2 separate regions of the Homo sapiens genome follow, and region 1 is linked to region 2. Evidence: chromatin loops called from intact Hi-C (ENCODE). Cell type or tissue: CD14-positive monocyte. All regions are shown on one strand. Links, peaks and the distances in the headings refer to the core of each region. The heading gives the core; the rest is flanking DNA. Region 1 overlaps LOC107984543 (a long non-coding RNA gene). Region 2 has its middle 91 kb from the start of LINC02399.

Region 1 (2,923 bases), core at 276-2,775, 67 kb after region 2:
CCATCTCAAGATGCATATTTTTAATCACATCTACAGAAGTGCTTTTATTGTGTAAAGTAATATTCACTGGTTCCAGCGATTAGAATATTGGCATCTTCTGGTGAGGAGAGTATTATTTTGTCTTCCACAGTTACCATTATTCACATTTACAGAGGAGAAAAATGAAGATCAAAGAGGATAAGATATTTGTAAAAGACATGTAAAGAATGGACCAAAATTGTTTTGCTGTAAGCTCAAGTCAATGTTCTCCTCATAATAGATTATCTTTTTTCTGAAAGGTAACCCAGCATTTACTCTCTTGCATCTTTTCCCCTCTTTCCCACCCACACTTCCATTAGAAACATTTAAGGCTGACATATTTGAAGAATTATTTCCAAAGCTTCCTTGGAAAAGCCAAAGTTTAGTTGCATTTCTGCTGGGGTTTTTTTGTATTTCTTCTGAAGCTTACCATGTTGAGAATATTATTTGCCCGCAATTAGACACTTTCAGCTAAAGCTGCAAGAGAAAATGTATTACCTGATGGGCTGAGCGCTAATGGAAATTTATACCATGGCAAATATCAGTTATCTCACTAAACAATTTTTCTCTAAAGATGTGCTTAGCAATTTGATACTAATATGATTAATACTTATTTAAGACAAGACCCGTCACTTTGTATTTTCCAGAAAATATAGTATTTTTAGCCTTCTTTCTTGCCAATGGAATTTAAAAGCAAAATTTACATTTATTTTGGTGTGATTTCAGGCAACCAGTAAGTGTTTAGTAAGTCCTTTAACAAATACAAAATGTCATTCATCTATTCAAGGGAATGTTATTAAATGGCAAATTGTGGCACACAGGCTGTACTCTGAAAATAATAATATTCCTGAAATTTAAGGGGACTGCTCAGATTAAAAGAAAGGTGGACAATGAGTTCAGATTGTTCATGTACAGAGTTCATAGAAGGCTCTAAAAGCCTGGCCATGGCCAAGCATATACAATAATAACAATAAAATAAACGTTTTTACTTTAAAAATCCTGAAAAATAAATGTTATCAGTTTCTGCATTTTTAAATAAATTACACAAATATTATCTTCCAATCAGGGAAGAAATTCAGGTCCCTCTTTTCAGTTTCTGTATACAAGTGGAGTTTAAGATGAAGGAAAAAGGAAGTAGTTTGATTTCACTTCCTCCTTTTGCCTTCTTCATCTATTCTACTTCACTTCCAGTTTTACTCCCTTGACTAACTGCTTCCCTCCCCTGTGTTCTTCCACTGACAGCAGAGAAAGTGACATGGGCACCCTGGAAACGTCTTTTTGTCTTTCATAATCTGGCCTGTGGCTACATTCTAGTCATATTTCTTGCCAGATTTCTAAAACTTCCCTAAGCTCTAGTCATACAAAACATTCATTATTCCCCCAAGAACTCACATTTTTTTAAATATGCTATTGTTGTAACTAGGAATGTTCTATACCTAGCTTCATCTACATGTAAGTGGTTAAAACCAAAATATTAAATAACCCCTGGAATTTTTCTTTACATAAAATATTTATGGCACAATATTTAATCTAATAAACTAAAGAAAATTGCGCATGTTTTTCATAACAATGATTTCAGGTTACTAAATAATGAAAACAAAAAATAAAAGTAATGATTTGATGCTTTGTGGCATGCAAAAGACAACTCTCTAAAACCAAGAAATAATTTGTTGATTGGAAAATAAACTGAACACATAATTATGGAACTAGGAAAAACAAAGGGTTTTTTCAAGATTTCTCCCAGTTATCTGTTTGTTTTTTTTTTGTTTTTTTTTTTTTTTGAGACAGGGTCTCACTCTGTCACCCAGGCTGGAGTGCAGTGGTGTGATCATGGCTCACTGCAACCTCGACCTCCCAGGCTCAGGTGATCCTCCCACCTCAGCCTCCCAAGTAACTGGGACCACAAGGTGTGTACCACCATGCTTGTCTAATTTTTATAATTATTTTCAGAAACAGAGTCTCCCGATGTTGCCCAGACTGATCTTTAACTCTTAGGCTCAAGTGATCCTCCTTCTTTGGCCTCCCAAAGTACCAGGATTACAGGTGTGAGCCACCATGTTCGGCCCCAGTTACCTTTTTCACAGACAAAGAAAAAAAAGCACAAAAAAATTAAGTTGCCTACTCAGGGTCATAAAAGAAATCAGTGGCAGCTTCCATCCAGTGCTGTTTCTACTGAATCACATTCCTTTCTTTTTCAAAAGACTAGAGAGCTTAGAATCATAGTATTCCAAGGTAGCTATTACTTATTCAATGCCTTCCTTATTAGGAAGCTGCTGTCACCCAAATCAGGCCAATATTTTCAGGGTAGAAACATCCAAATATCTCTATGCTAAAATCCTCCTCTGAGAGTCCAGATGGGGAAAGTCTTGAGAGCAATTCCATCTTTTAATATAAAAGTGTCTAATAGTATATTTTGATCCTCTATATTTGTTGTAAATTCACCTATCATATTTCCTGCTGCCAAAATAACAAAAAAAAAAAGATTTATGTTCATAGGTTACTTCCTTCAAAGCCTTCAAAAGAGGTAGGCTGCAATGATGATCAACATAACTATTAAGTATCCTATAACACACCCTAGAGGGAAGCAATATGAAAACAAGACCTGGGATCAGGGGGTTTTGCCTAGAAGTAAAAGAAGTTAAAATGGCTGTTACTGTTAACAGTGAATATACTATTACTTTTACTCACTTATTAGCAACTACAGTTATCTTTTTAAAAAATTACATAATTCAGCCCATGCATAAAGACCTTGTAATATACACATAGTTGACATGTAAATATATATGTATCTCGATGTGCTAGAATTAAGCCCAAGACTACAGGTCACTTGCTTTAGGTTCTGTCTTAAGTCAGTTGCCCTGGGAAAGAGATGCTGAGATGAAGATTTGTGTGCAGGAAAAATGCT
Region 2 (2,923 bases), core at 140-2,639:
AAGCTATTGCACCAGCCGTACCTGCCACCCAAGACACTCGCCATCCTCCCCCTGTATTTATTCATCACACACTTATGTAACACTTAAGTGAGACACACTCTTCCAAGTACTTTGGGAATATCAATGCATTTATTCATCCTTACAAACCTGGGATAGGTAAGTGGTAGGTACTATTGTTACCCCCACTCATAGAGAAATTGAGGAATCTGAGGTTGAAGAATTGAGAAATTGAGGTTGAAATTGAAGAACTGAGAAATTGAGGTTGGGAACCTTGCCTGGGGTCATGCATAGTTACTGGAAAAAACAAGACTTGAGCCCAGAGAGCCTGGCTGTAGAATCCACGCATTTAGCAACCATGTTCTAGTGCCTCTCCTTCATCTGGCTAAACCCACTCTTTCTCAAATCTCAGCTCAGCAATTAATACTTCCCAGAAGCCTTCTTTGATTTCCCAGTCTGAATTGGCATTTTGAATGGGCTTATTTTTGTCATGGCACTTACAGTACTGTACAGTAAAAAAAAGAAAGAAAAAAGTTCATTTTCTTCTCTGACAAACTAGACTAAGTTTCTTTTCTTTCTTTCTTTCTTTTTTTTTTTTTTTTCTTTTTTTTGAGACAGAGTTTCATTCTTGTCACCCAGGCTGGCATGCAATGGTGTGATCTCGGCTCACTGCAACCTCTTCCTCCTGGGTTCAAGCAATTCTTCTGCTTCAGCCTCCTGAGTAGCTAGGATTACAGGCACCCACCACCACGCACAGCTAATTTTTGTATTTTTAGTAGAGACGGGGTTTCACCATGTTGGCCAGCCTGGTCTGTCTTGAACTCCTGACCTCAGGTGATCCACCCGCCTCGGCCTCCCAAAGTGCTGGGATTACAGGCGTGAGCCACGGCACCCAGCCTAGACTAAGTCTCTTAACAGAGGAAGAGATATTTGTTGTGTCTCCAAAGCCTAGCCCAATGCCCAGCATGAATAAGTAACTAAGTATGTGTTGAATTTAAAAAAAAAAAAAGAATAAATGCATGAATGAATGAATCTGTACATGAATTTACAAGCAAGCAGCAAGGGACATCAATAACAAACAATCTGAACAGTCTGCCACTGAATCGCCAAGTCACCTGTATACAATTTTATGAGGCGTTTCCATTTTTGGCGTAGGAGATGGCCTATCTAGTATCAAAAATAAACTTTAGGAGTCTTTCTACAAATTTGACAGATTTTCATGGGAATTCAAATTAAATGCATGATTGGACATTTATTTGTTTAATCTACTCAGTAGGTTTCTTTTATTTTCCTGTGTCAAGCATGAAAGTTAAAACTATTTCTAGGCCTTTCATCTTAGCTTGGCTTTCCCCTTAATTTCTTTGCTCCAGAATGTTGAACAAAACAGGTCCCTTTTTGTGGTTGGAAAGTTTGGCTTTACATAGAACCTTTCAACACACAACTGTCAGCACCTGATTATGGGCCATTTTTTAGCCTATGACTTTCACTTCCTTCCTTAAATAGGTCTTTCAGATGAATCATCTTTAGCCACTCTGTGATTATGCAGGGATCAGATACGCAGTATAGAAATGAACAGGATACACTGAAGTCCCTTCTATCTTGTATCATTTTGTGCTCTGATTTGGGGGGGGTTCATTTTTTATGCAATAAAAATGTGATTGACTACTGTGTGCTGGCTTTTGTTCGAGCTGTCAGTTCATTAGCACTTCCAACTAGAGTGGGAAGAAGCAGAGAACTGGATAAAGCTCACGTCCACTAGTTTTGAGCTGTTTAGCATTCCTAGTTCGGAGACAAATTTGGTGGGAAAAGACTTGGATGAGACTTATTTGTCCAACTCTTTTTCTATACCCCATGTAATTATTAAACTGTATGTGTGTATATGTGTGTATAAGCAGTCAACCAGCATAGTTGCAGAGCCCCTTAGCTACTCAAAAATTCATCCCTCAACCCGTAATTTATGAATACTTCATCAAATTCATTCCTACAATACACATGCTGATGGTCATAGCTATTTACTTATTAGATCAATTTTAGAAAATATTATGTTTGGGTAAATAATCTCTTTAATGGTGGTTTATTGTGTCACGTGTATACATGGTCCTGAATATTAATATGAAAGAACCCACTTTTTTTCCTACGAGATAAGAAAAATCAAGGTACCAAAACCTACAATGCTGAAATGTACTAGAATGGATTAAGGAAAGAAGAAATTTGCAATAGGGATTCTTGTCTTTTATCTTCCATATGAATGACATCCTAAATATATATGATGCTGACCTACATTTCTATAGTTGAAGGCTATTTTCTGAGTGAAATCAGCTACAATGAAATGTGCAGTAACAGACATACAAAAAGGAATAGGCAACAGAACTCAAATTGAAGAATTAAATGGGCAAGAGGTGAACAGAATAAAGTGCAGAACCTCATATTTGGTAGGCTTTAAGAAAGATTTTTACCTCTTAAGGACAGAAAAACTACTCCTTTAAGAGTTTTGCCAAGTCTGCAAAACAAGATTCTGGCTTTGTTCAGCTTCTTCCTCTCCTCTATCTTCTGAGAAGAGAAGACATGTTAAAAGAAAGCAATGCTTTGGCATCAGTAATGGAGAATTGTCAGAGAACCAACAGAAAGAAGCAATGCCTGCAAGGTGGTAGGAAGAAGAAAAAGACTTCACAGGAGAGGGTGGGCAGAGGAAAGTAAAAACAGCCCAAGCTGGAGGCAGAGGAAATGGCTCAGGGGAGAAGCTAGGAGTGAGAATAGCTGTGGGGTGTGAAGGCAGCTTGTAGAAAAGAGAAAAGAACATTTTTTTAGGAAAATTTCTGAGAGCTATGTGTCCCTGATATGGTTGGGATGTTTGTCTTCTCCAAATCTCATTTTGAAATGTGATCCCCAATATTGAAGGTGGGGCCTGGTGGGAGGTGTTTGGATC

The links. Peaks named below come from ENCODE experiments on the same cell type or tissue, not always from the same donor. Only the 100,000 strongest peaks of a DNase experiment are listed, where the experiment ranks them.
Region 1: it touches region 2 in a loop (2.1-fold over the local background); 4 of 110 quality-filtered maps call a loop at or near these places.

The regions. Positions count from the first base shown.
Region 1 is chr12:89,788,379-89,791,301 of GRCh38, reverse strand. All of the region lies in intron 2 of LOC107984543 (a long non-coding RNA gene), which reads right to left. Among named protein-coding and RNA genes, the nearest start is that of ATP2B1-AS1, 81 kb to the right of the region's middle. In CD14-positive monocyte, for the core only: no CTCF peak of the experiment used is centred there; a DNase peak (open chromatin) is centred at 1,241; H3K4me3 peaks cover 755 bases; H3K27ac peaks cover 2,456 bases.
Region 2 is chr12:89,855,178-89,858,100 of GRCh38, reverse strand. No RefSeq gene overlaps it. Among named protein-coding and RNA genes, the nearest start is that of LINC02399, 91 kb to the left of the region's middle. RefSeq lists an enhancer at 1-46. In CD14-positive monocyte, for the core only: no CTCF peak of the experiment used is centred there; DNase peaks (open chromatin) are centred at 280 and 1,510; H3K4me3 peaks cover 1,546 bases; H3K27ac peaks cover 1,945 bases.